2 separate regions of the Homo sapiens genome follow, and region 1 is linked to region 2. The links are chromatin loops, found by intact Hi-C in ENCODE. Cell type or tissue: PC-3. All regions are shown on one strand. Each heading gives the region's core, and the rest is flanking DNA. Links, peaks and the distances in the headings are about the cores only.

Region 1 (4,968 bases), core at 1,683-4,182, 740 kb before region 2:
AGCATCCTGTATCTTAGGTAAAAACTAGGGTAACTGTCTACCTCCTGTCAGGAATCCTAGAATAGCAACAATAACAGTTTGTGTAGCAGCTCATAATTCAAAAATCTGTATCTTTTCTATAATTCATCTTTTAATTAGAACTTTCTGCCACCTGGTTGACAGAAATGTTATAACAATTAATTTGGGGCTCTCCCTTTCCTCAAGGTATAGACAAAGTACTAGGTAACATTATGGCAATAATAGTAATTGCAGCTGTGTAGGAAAACTATTGTGCAAATGTTGATTTGCAGGCCTGCCTTGCTCTAACCCTGTACATTCCCAAAAATCTTTTCAAGACTGGCCCTTGGCCAACTCCTGGTAAATGAACTCTGACCCCTGGAAATATTCTTCCTAATAAAAGACGTTTTGTATATCTTAGGCATTTAGCAATACAGTACCAGTTTGATGAGATAGCTTATGCTAAAAATGAGATTTATGGTAAATGCCCCTTTTTGTTCTGGGATGTTGTAATCTAACTCAGTATCTGTGGTTGGTCACTTAGGTACTGCATCCATACATGACTGATTTCCAATAGAAATCCTGGACATCACGGTTCTGGTGAGATTCCCTGGTTGGAAATACTTTGCATGTGTCTTAGTTTGTTTCTTATTGCTATATCAGAACACCATAGACTGGGAAATTTGTAAGGAAAACAAGTTTACTTGATTCACAGCTCTGGAGACTGAGAAGTCCAACAGCATGGTGCTAGTATCTGGTAAGGGTCTTCTTGTTTATTATTCCATGATGAAAGAGCAGAAGAGCAAGAGAATATGTGAGAGAGCTTATATTTATAACAAAGCCACTCCCATGATAATGATTAATCCATTCATGAGGGTAGAGCCCCCATGACTTATCACTCTTAAAAACCCTGCCTCTTAATACTGTTACAATGACAATTAAAGTTCAACATGAGTTCTGAAAAGGGCATTCAAATCATAGCAATATGTATTGTCATACATCATTTCTGAGATAATTAAGTATATCCATGCAATTCCACTGGGAGAGGGCACCTGAAAATTTGTACTTAGTTTCGCCTAGACCTTATCCTAGGCACCTTTTTCTTTTGTTGATTTTAATGTTTCCTTTTGCTATAATAAACTGTAAATCTGTAGATAACAGCTTTTCTGAGTCTTGAGGGTAGTCTTTGGGACCCCTAACATAGTACCAAACATTTATATGGTGCTTACTACATTCCAGCCACAGTTCTAAGCATTTTAGCTATATTTACCCTTTTAATCTTTGTCTTAGTCTATTTTATGCTTCTACAATAGAATACCACAGATTGGGTAATTTGAAATGAACAGAAATATATTTGGCTCATGGTTCTGGAGGCTGAAAAGCCCAGATCAAGGGGACACATCTAGCGAGAGTCTTCTTGCTGTGTTATCACATGGCAAGAGATAGCAAAAGAGGCCAAGATGAGGTGAAACCTACTTTTATAAAAAACCCACTCCCACAGTAACAACCCACTCCCAAGATAACAACGTTAACTCATGCATGAGGGTGGAGCCCTCATGACCCAAATACCTACCACAAATACCTAGCATTAGGCTCCACCTTACAATTTTGTGGCATTGGAGATTAAGTTTCCAACACATGAAATTTGGATTTTGTGTTCAAAATTCCAAAATATTAGAACCATAGAGATCCTGAAAATCATTCTTTGAAGTAGGGAATGTGTTTAATTCTATTTAAAAAATCAGGAAACTGAGGTACAAGGGGAATAAATTATTTGTCTAAGGTCACAGAACCAATAAATGACAAAGTCCAAATCCAAACCCAGGCAATCTACCTCTAGAAGTTCGATGGATACCTGACACATTCAAATGCTGGGTTAAAGCACAGAAGCAGGGATGGAAAGCCCAAAGTGTTTTTGAATAATGTATCCATGCCGGTATTCACCAAAGTGTCATCACCCTGTCGTTCTCAGGTCATTCATACTCTCTATTTCTGTCCTTGACTTTCTCAGGTCATTCATACTCTCTATTTCTCTGCCTTGTTGGAAATCCTGGAAACTATGTATGTGTCTTTGTCACTGTGGGTCAAGTTTACCTCCTAAGTACCTATTCAGCCACAAACAGCAGACAAGCCCTCAAGCATTCTTGTTCAGAAAGCAGAATATGCCTATACTCTACCCCTTTACTTTTCTCTTTACTCTCACCTAGTTCTCTAGTTAGAGGGCAAGATTGGAGAAAAGCTCACTCTCCACCACTTGGAGTTCTCACCATTCCCCAGGGCATATATATTCATGAGGTAAATAAGGTTTAAAACGGCTAACTTATTTTTTCCATCCAAATGTACATATCTAATAAGTTGTAGAAATGGAATTGGAACCCAGTCAGTTTGAGTCCATAACCGGTACTGGTTAACATTTGCCATCCAGCTCTTTAATGCAGATAGCTAAGCTGTTCTTTAAAGAGATAGGCATTGGAGAGAATGAGGATAGAATTGCATCCATGGAAAAGGGAATTACTATAATACTGATTGTACTGTATACCCCTTACCTGATTTTAGAACATGTCTTCAAAAAGTGCTGGTGGGTGAAAGTGTATCTCAGTGGAACGCCAATCAAAAGAGAAAATTTTAAACCAGAAACGAAAGAGGTTGGGGGTAGAAAGAGGGAAGAAGCTGGGCCTCAGGCAGTAGAGCCAAATACTGGTAACAGAGCAGTGAGTGACTCACAAATGGAATGTTTTGGCAACAGAGGAAACCCTAGGACCTGGAGAGCTAACAAGAAGAGAGAGATCAGGCCGGAGCGGTGGCTCACGCCTGTAATCCCCACTCTTTGGGAGGCCGAGGTGGGCGGATCAACTGAAGTCGGAGTTCAAGACCAGCCTGACCAACATGGAGAAACCCCGTCTCTACTAAAAGTACAAAAATTAGCCGGGCGTGGTGGCGCGCGCCTATAATCCCAGCTACTCGGGAGGCTGAGGCAGGAGAATCGCTTGAACCATGGAGGCGGAGCTTGTGGTGAGCCTCGATCGTGCCACTGTGCTCCAGCCTGGGCAACAAGAGCAAAACTCCGTCTCAAAAAAAAAAAAAAAAAAAAAAAAGAGAGAGAGAGAGATCCTGCAAGCACTGACTCCAGAGTAATCTTGGAGTAGGAAACTTCTAGTTACCACGATAAATGCCACTGCTCAGCTGCAAGAAGAAACATGAGGGAAAAAGCCCAATCTCATTCATGGGCAAATAAAAGAAATACACCTAGTCCCAAATATTTGGATCTACTGATATATTGAAATGAATATTAACTTTAATAGATTAGAGCCAAAAATAAATACTATAGAAATAAGACAGTTATAATAGCTGATTTATTAACCATTTGCAGGCACTATTTTTTATTTTGTTCATGTCACTGAATATTATTTTATTTGCTTACAAAAATATAATTTTCTTGCGAGGAGGAAATTTTCTGTCTTGTTGACTGCTGTGTGTTCATTAACCAGAAGAAGAGTTGACACAGAATAGTGGCTCAATAAATAAATATTTGTTAGGTGACTAAGTGAATAATTAAATAAATGGTGGAGAAGTATTCCAGGGATTTGTCCTGAGCCTTAAGGGAGGGAGATTAAAATAGAAGGTGACAGGAATGAGAGAAAAGTAAAAATATTCCAACTCCAAAAAGAGAAAAGGCAGCCTCATCTTTGCCATGGCATTTGGATGAAGATGGGTGTTAACAGTCTCGTCTCACAGCGCTGAGAAAAATCATTACATGGCTTGGTCACAGTTCAGTGGCTTGAACTGATTGACTAGCCTGAGGGGAGAATGGCTGTATCTTGAGCCTGAAACACACAGTGGCTCAGTGTAACACTCATTGATAGCATCAGCCACTTTAAGAGAGAAACCCTACATTCAAAGAAAAGGATGGAGTTAAGGTGAGGATAAACAGAGATGTGATCATATTTGAGTCACTCACACAGAGAAAAAGAAGTTTGTACTGAAGCTATAGTAAGGACAAAAATGGTAGCATATTAGAAAAGGAAGTGATTTGAGCAATACTACAATTCTTGAAATTATTTACTGAAGGCTTCAGCCAGAAATAATTGTGCATTTCTATTGTTTTCCTTTTTGCTGCATTATTGATTTCTTTTTTATGTCTTTAGGCTGATGGACTGTGGAAGTATAGTTATTAAATTGTTCGTTCCCTAATGAGATGGGCTCTAGGTCACTGATTCAAATATCATTAACAGCTTTAAAGATAATTTTTACTTAATATGGGGAGTATTACTCATTTTCTTCCTTCTTTTTCTTCCCGTATCTTTTAGGTACATATGTAACATAGCACCTCAGGGTATAGAAAACCAGAAACCTCTGGCATTTTTTGTTAAATAACTGATATATCCAATTGTTTCTTCCAAAGAGGTGGGTATAACCTTCCTCTCCTTTCCATTTCAAAATTAGCTGCACATTCTTGGGACCATGTAAAATATTGACCCTAGCTGTGTTATGAAATAAATACCTTGAGAGGAAATTTGAAACCAGGAAAGAATTTTAGCCAACAGTTTGACATTGCCTTTGACTAGCTCAGGGCTCAGTTACTACATGAAGTCATTGTACCATTCAGATACAAAGGCATTTCCCACCAAGCTCTAAGGACATAATATCTGCAGGGTCCATGCTACCTGTTCTTAGACCTAGCATTGTCCAAGATAACTTTAGCTAAACTTGAGTGGTTGTAAATCAGATACTTTTATTCATGCTTTTTTATCTACCCAAAATGCAGACTTTCCTGGCATATTACTCGGTTCTTTCATTTGAAAATCTATTCTGCTCATTCCAAGCTATCTTTCCTCTTCTTGTTGACTGCCTTCCAAACCCTTCTTCTTTGTTCTCTGGGGTCACCATTCCACTGTCAATTTTTTTTTTCTGCATATTCGTTCTCTTCAGAGAAAATTCTCTCCACGTTCTTATTTTAAAGTAGTGTTTCCC
Region 2 (4,968 bases), core at 1,142-3,641:
TATTCTATGTTGGGGCTATTTTTTAAAGATTATTCTGTTTCATTTCCTCTTGAGTTACTAAAGATGGCTATAAAACACTGTCCTTGAATGATGTAAATCAAGAATCAGTCAGCATGCTGCAATATTATAAGTTAGAATTAATTCTAAATTCCGGCTTCATGGAATTTTAAAGTGTGCAGAGTTAAAATGGAGAAATACAAAAAGCCATTGGGCACGTTTCGGTTAATTACTTCATTCTCATAATTTAAATATATCAGCTTTAGAAAGTCTCCATTTTAAGATTGATTGGAAAACAGGAATTGATTATTGTAGAAAAAGCCCATTCATCAGTGGTTATTCTGAAAAATATATGAGTTAAGTTGAGTTTTGTGTTTATTTTTTCTTCTGATTACAAAAGTAATACAGTCTAAAGTGTAAAACACTTTATATTGAGAAAATATACAGAAAGAGTGAAACTTTCTTATGATTGCGCAATCCAGAGATGGCCACTTTTAGCACCTTTGAATATTTCCTATGTTTATTCTCACTGAATTTATCCCCCACATGCAGGATCATGCTATATACAGAATTTTGTGTGTTACTTATCTCCGTCACTTTTTTCCTTCATATTTTTGGGCAGCCCTTCAGGTTTATTCTCTAAATCCCTGATTTTATTTTCCTCCTGTGCCAGTTCTTGTGTTTAATGCCTCCAATGTTGATTTTGATTTTGCCATTGTGTTTTCAGATTTCTTTTAATTTTTACTCATTTAGACAACCATTGTTTGAATCTCAGCCTGTTGCTTCTTCATCTCATACAAGATTACGGCATTTCAAAGAGACTTTGGAATCCTGTATGTTTTCAATACAAGTTTCAAAATTCTCCTTTACTTCCTGGTAACAAGTCTTTTTTCTTTTTTTAATCAAAAACATTCCATTTCTTTATTCACCACCATGTTCCTCTTTCCTTGATTTGATGTATTGCTTTTTCACACTTACAAATTTTAAATATTTAATTTCATCCCTGGATAGAGAAGGATTTGGGAGGGGCTGTCCTAGCTCTTGCTAATAGGCAGGGTAATTTTCCTTAGTCCCCTTATTCTTCATTTAGGTGGTGACAAAATTTCCCTAGTGAATACCGTGTTTTGATGACTCACATGGATCAATGTTCAGTCACCTCCTCTAGATCTTTTATCTGCAGTGCCCATTGGCTTGGTATCACTTCCTTTAGCTCTCTGAATTTTTAATTTTGTAAGTTGCTCTTCTTCTTCCAATTAGATTTAGACAAATTTCTATTTCCCAGTGACCTACATGGCAGTAGCACTCAATAAACCTAAACCCACAAACATATATCTGTGTTAAGGACGTTGAACAGATTGCCTTCAGAATTAACAGAATTGGTTTTCTATATTTCTATTGGCTTGACGAGCAATGGATGAAACTTATCGGAAAGAAAATGTATTTTTTTTCTTCTTTCATTTGACCTTTCTTAAGCCTAGATTTATGAATTTGGGCTTAAAGATAAAGCTGTTTAGAAGTAGTGCTGAACCAGGGACTTACTTTGTTCTTGGCTGATTTGCTGATTGCCTAAGCATTCAATTTTGTATTACTGTCTTGATACTTCTGTGTATTTTTTTTTACCTGAATTATTGCTATTGCAAAACTAAATGCTTTCTACTAATTTTACACAAAATTATTACTTTGGCAATAAGGATTTACTGTTCCTTATAATAATTGAACTATTTAAAGTTTTTAATAAAAGATATTCTAAAACAAGTCTTCCTACCACTTCAAATAATTCAGAAGTTGTTTGAAATGTACTCTTTTGACAAATATTAATAAACCTCTTCTTTATCATTTCAGACATATAGCTAGAATCAAGTACTGACTGACTCCTGTGGATGTGGAAATTGTTTTCCATGTTTTTGTAGCACACAAATTAGATTAATGTAATTCTCAGTTTCCACCTTTGTCAGAATTCTCACTGTAGAAAATGTGACACATACTGTATTTGGTAATAAGTAAGATTCGTGATTCTTACAGAATAGTAAAAAATCTCATCAGCTGAAGTCTCCCTATTGGCCTATTATTGTAAATTTTCTTGAATTTTAAATTTGGCTCATGTGTGTCTGTTGACTCTTACATAACCTTCTTCATACAAAATAAATTCAATTCCATCAAAATTTATTTTAGGTAACTACTAGATCACAAAGTGAGTCTCTGGTCTACCCAGAAAAAAGAGAAGGACTGTGGAAAACAATGGAAAATGATTTGAAATAAGCATCAAATATGTACAGTGCTCCCATTTGCACAGCTTTTATAGAAAAATGAGTAAATATCAGTATTGTGCTTATTTGAGTTTTACAGCCTGAGTTTTCCCCTGTCTGCCCTCTGGTGGGACTACTAATAACTAACTGGCAAGCTAAAATAATTATTGTAGAGAATGCATTAAAAAATTGTAGATAAATCAGAGATGAAATGAAATTCATAGAATATTACTTTTGCTTCACAAAGTAGGGCATATAGCATATTACTAACAGTGTGCTGGACGAACTAGATTGTGAAAAATGAATGGCTTCAATCACATGAACTAAGAAGAAAAATAATGAAAGAGGCTGAAAGTTACTATTTTACTTCGTGATGCGTATATGTTTTCCCTTGTAATTACTTGACAAAATAGTGATAGGAAAACCAATTACTTGACTATTTTGCCTTCCATGTGTGAAATTGTTGGCTTAACTTTTCTCTTTTTGAAAAAGGGAAGGTAGCTTTTTTTTTAACTAAATTTAATTAAATTACAATTTACTAACGTCATTCAGGTACATAATCTTCTCCCAAGATCTGAAGTGGATCAGTTATTTTAATGAAAAAAAATGCATATGATGTAAATGGCTAAATTTTAATATAGTCCCCAAATTATTTGCATTTGTGCAAATCTTTCTGGGTAAAAGCACTGATTTTTGTCTTTTTTTAGGAAAACTCAACTAAGATCTTTTGAAGTAATTCTGTAGTTAAGAAAAGCAAACATGATTTTTAAAAAATAATTTCAAATTCATTTTAGATTCAAGGGATACACATGCAGGTTTGTTACATAGATATATTGCATGATGCTGAAATTTGGAGTACCTGTCACCCAGGTAGTGTGTAGAGTACCCAATAGGTAGTTTTCAAATCTTGCCATCCTCCTTTGCTCCCCGTTCTAGCACTCCCCAGTGTCTATTGTTGCCATCTTTGCATCCATCCATACCCAATATTTAGCTCTCACTTATAAGTGAGAACATGCCGTATTTGGTTTTCTGTTCCTGGATTAATTCACTTATGATAATGGCCTCCAGCTGCATCCAGGTTGCTACACAGAACATGGTTTTGTTCTTTTTTGTGGCTGTGTAGTATTCCATGACATATTATGTACCACATTTTCTTCATCCAGTCTACCACGGATGGGCACCTAGGTTGATGATATGTTTTTGCTATTGTGAATAGTGCTGCAATGAACATGTGAGTGCATATGTCTTTTTGGTAGAACAGTTTATTTTTGGGGGGGGTATATACTCAATAATGGGATTACTCGGTTGAATGATAGTTCTGTTTTATGTTCTTTGAGAAATCTTCAAACTGCTTTCCACAGTGGCTAAACTAATTTATATTACCACCAACAGCGTGTAAACATTCCCTTTTCTCTGCAGCCTCGTCAGCATCTGTTGTTTCTTGACTTTTTAATAATACCCATTTTCGGCCAGGCGTGTTGGCTCACGCCTGTAATCCCAGCACTTTGGGAAGTCAAGGCAGGTGGAAAGCCTGAGGTCAGGAGTTCGAGACAAGCCTGACCAACATGGTGAAACCTCGTCTCTTCTAAAAATACAAAAATTAGCCAGGCATAGTGATGGACGCCTGTAATCCCAGCTATATGGGAGGCTGAGACAATAGAATCGCTTGAACCCAGGAGGCAGAAGTTGCAGTGAGCCGAGACTGGGCCATTGCACTCCAGCCTGGGCAACAAGAGCAAAACTCTGTCTCAAAATAATAATAATGATAATGATAATAATAATAATAATAATAATAATAATAATAAAATAATAATAATAGCCATTCTGACTGGTATGAAATGCTATCTCATTGTGGTTTTGATTTGCGTTTCTCTGGTGATTAGTAATTTGACTTTTTAAACATTTTTGTTGTCTGCTTGTATGTCTTATTTTGAGAAGTGTCTGCTCATTTTTTGCCTACTTTTTAATGGGGTTATTGGTTTTTTGCTGTTGAAAGTTCTTTATAGACTCTGGATATTAGATCTTTGTGGGATACTTAATTTGTGACTATTTTCTTCAATTAGGTAGGTTGTCTGTTGATTTTGTTGATAGTTTCTTTTGCTGTGCAAAAGCTCTTTAGTTTAATTAGGTCAATTTTCTCAATTTTTGTTTTTGATGCAGTTACTTTGGAGGACTTGGTCATAAATTTTTTCCCAACGCCCAAGTCCACAGTGGTGTTTCCTGGGTTTTCTGCTAGGATTCTTATAGTTTGGGGTTTTACATTTAATCTCTAATTCATCTTAGTTAGTTAGTTTTTGGCTATGATGAAAGGTAGGGGTCCACTTTCATTCTTCTGCATATGGCTAGACAGCTATCTCAGCACCATTTATTAAATCGGGAGTCCTTTCCCCATTGCTTATTTTATTGACTCTGTCAAAGATCAGATGACCATAAGTGTACAGTTTTATTTATGGGTTCTGTATTTGGTTCCATTGGTCTATGTGTCTCTTTTTGTACCAGTACCATTCTGTTTTGTTTGCTGTAACCTTAGAGAATAGTTTGAAGTCAGGTAACGTGATACATCTGGCTTTTAGTTTGTTTGTTTTTACTTAGGATTGCTTTGACTATTCAGGCTCTTTTTTGGTTCCATATGAATGTTAGAAAATGTTTTTCTAATTCTGTGAAAAATAATATTTCTAGTTTCATAGGAATAACATTGAATCTATAGATTGCTTTGGGCAGTATG

What was found. A loop is a pair of places that touch in the nucleus more often than their neighbours do. Peaks named below come from ENCODE experiments on the same cell type or tissue, not always from the same donor. Only the 100,000 strongest peaks of a DNase experiment are listed, where the experiment ranks them.
Region 1: it touches region 2 in a loop (7-fold over the local background); 2 of 110 quality-filtered maps call a loop at or near these places.

Annotation. Positions count from the first base shown.
Region 1 is chr3:174,405,756-174,410,723 of GRCh38, forward strand. No RefSeq gene overlaps it. Among named protein-coding and RNA genes, the nearest start is that of NAALADL2, 450 kb to the right of the region's middle. In PC-3, for the core only: no CTCF peak of the experiment used is centred there; a DNase peak (open chromatin) is centred at 2,726; H3K27ac peaks cover 391 bases.
Region 2 is chr3:175,144,078-175,149,045 of GRCh38, forward strand. All of the region lies in intron 2 of NAALADL2 (N-acetylated alpha-linked acidic dipeptidase like 2), which reads left to right. Among named protein-coding and RNA genes, the nearest start is that of NAALADL2-AS3, 31 kb to the left of the region's middle. In PC-3, for the core only: a CTCF peak has its summit at 2,357 (motif pointing left); no DNase peak of the experiment used is centred there.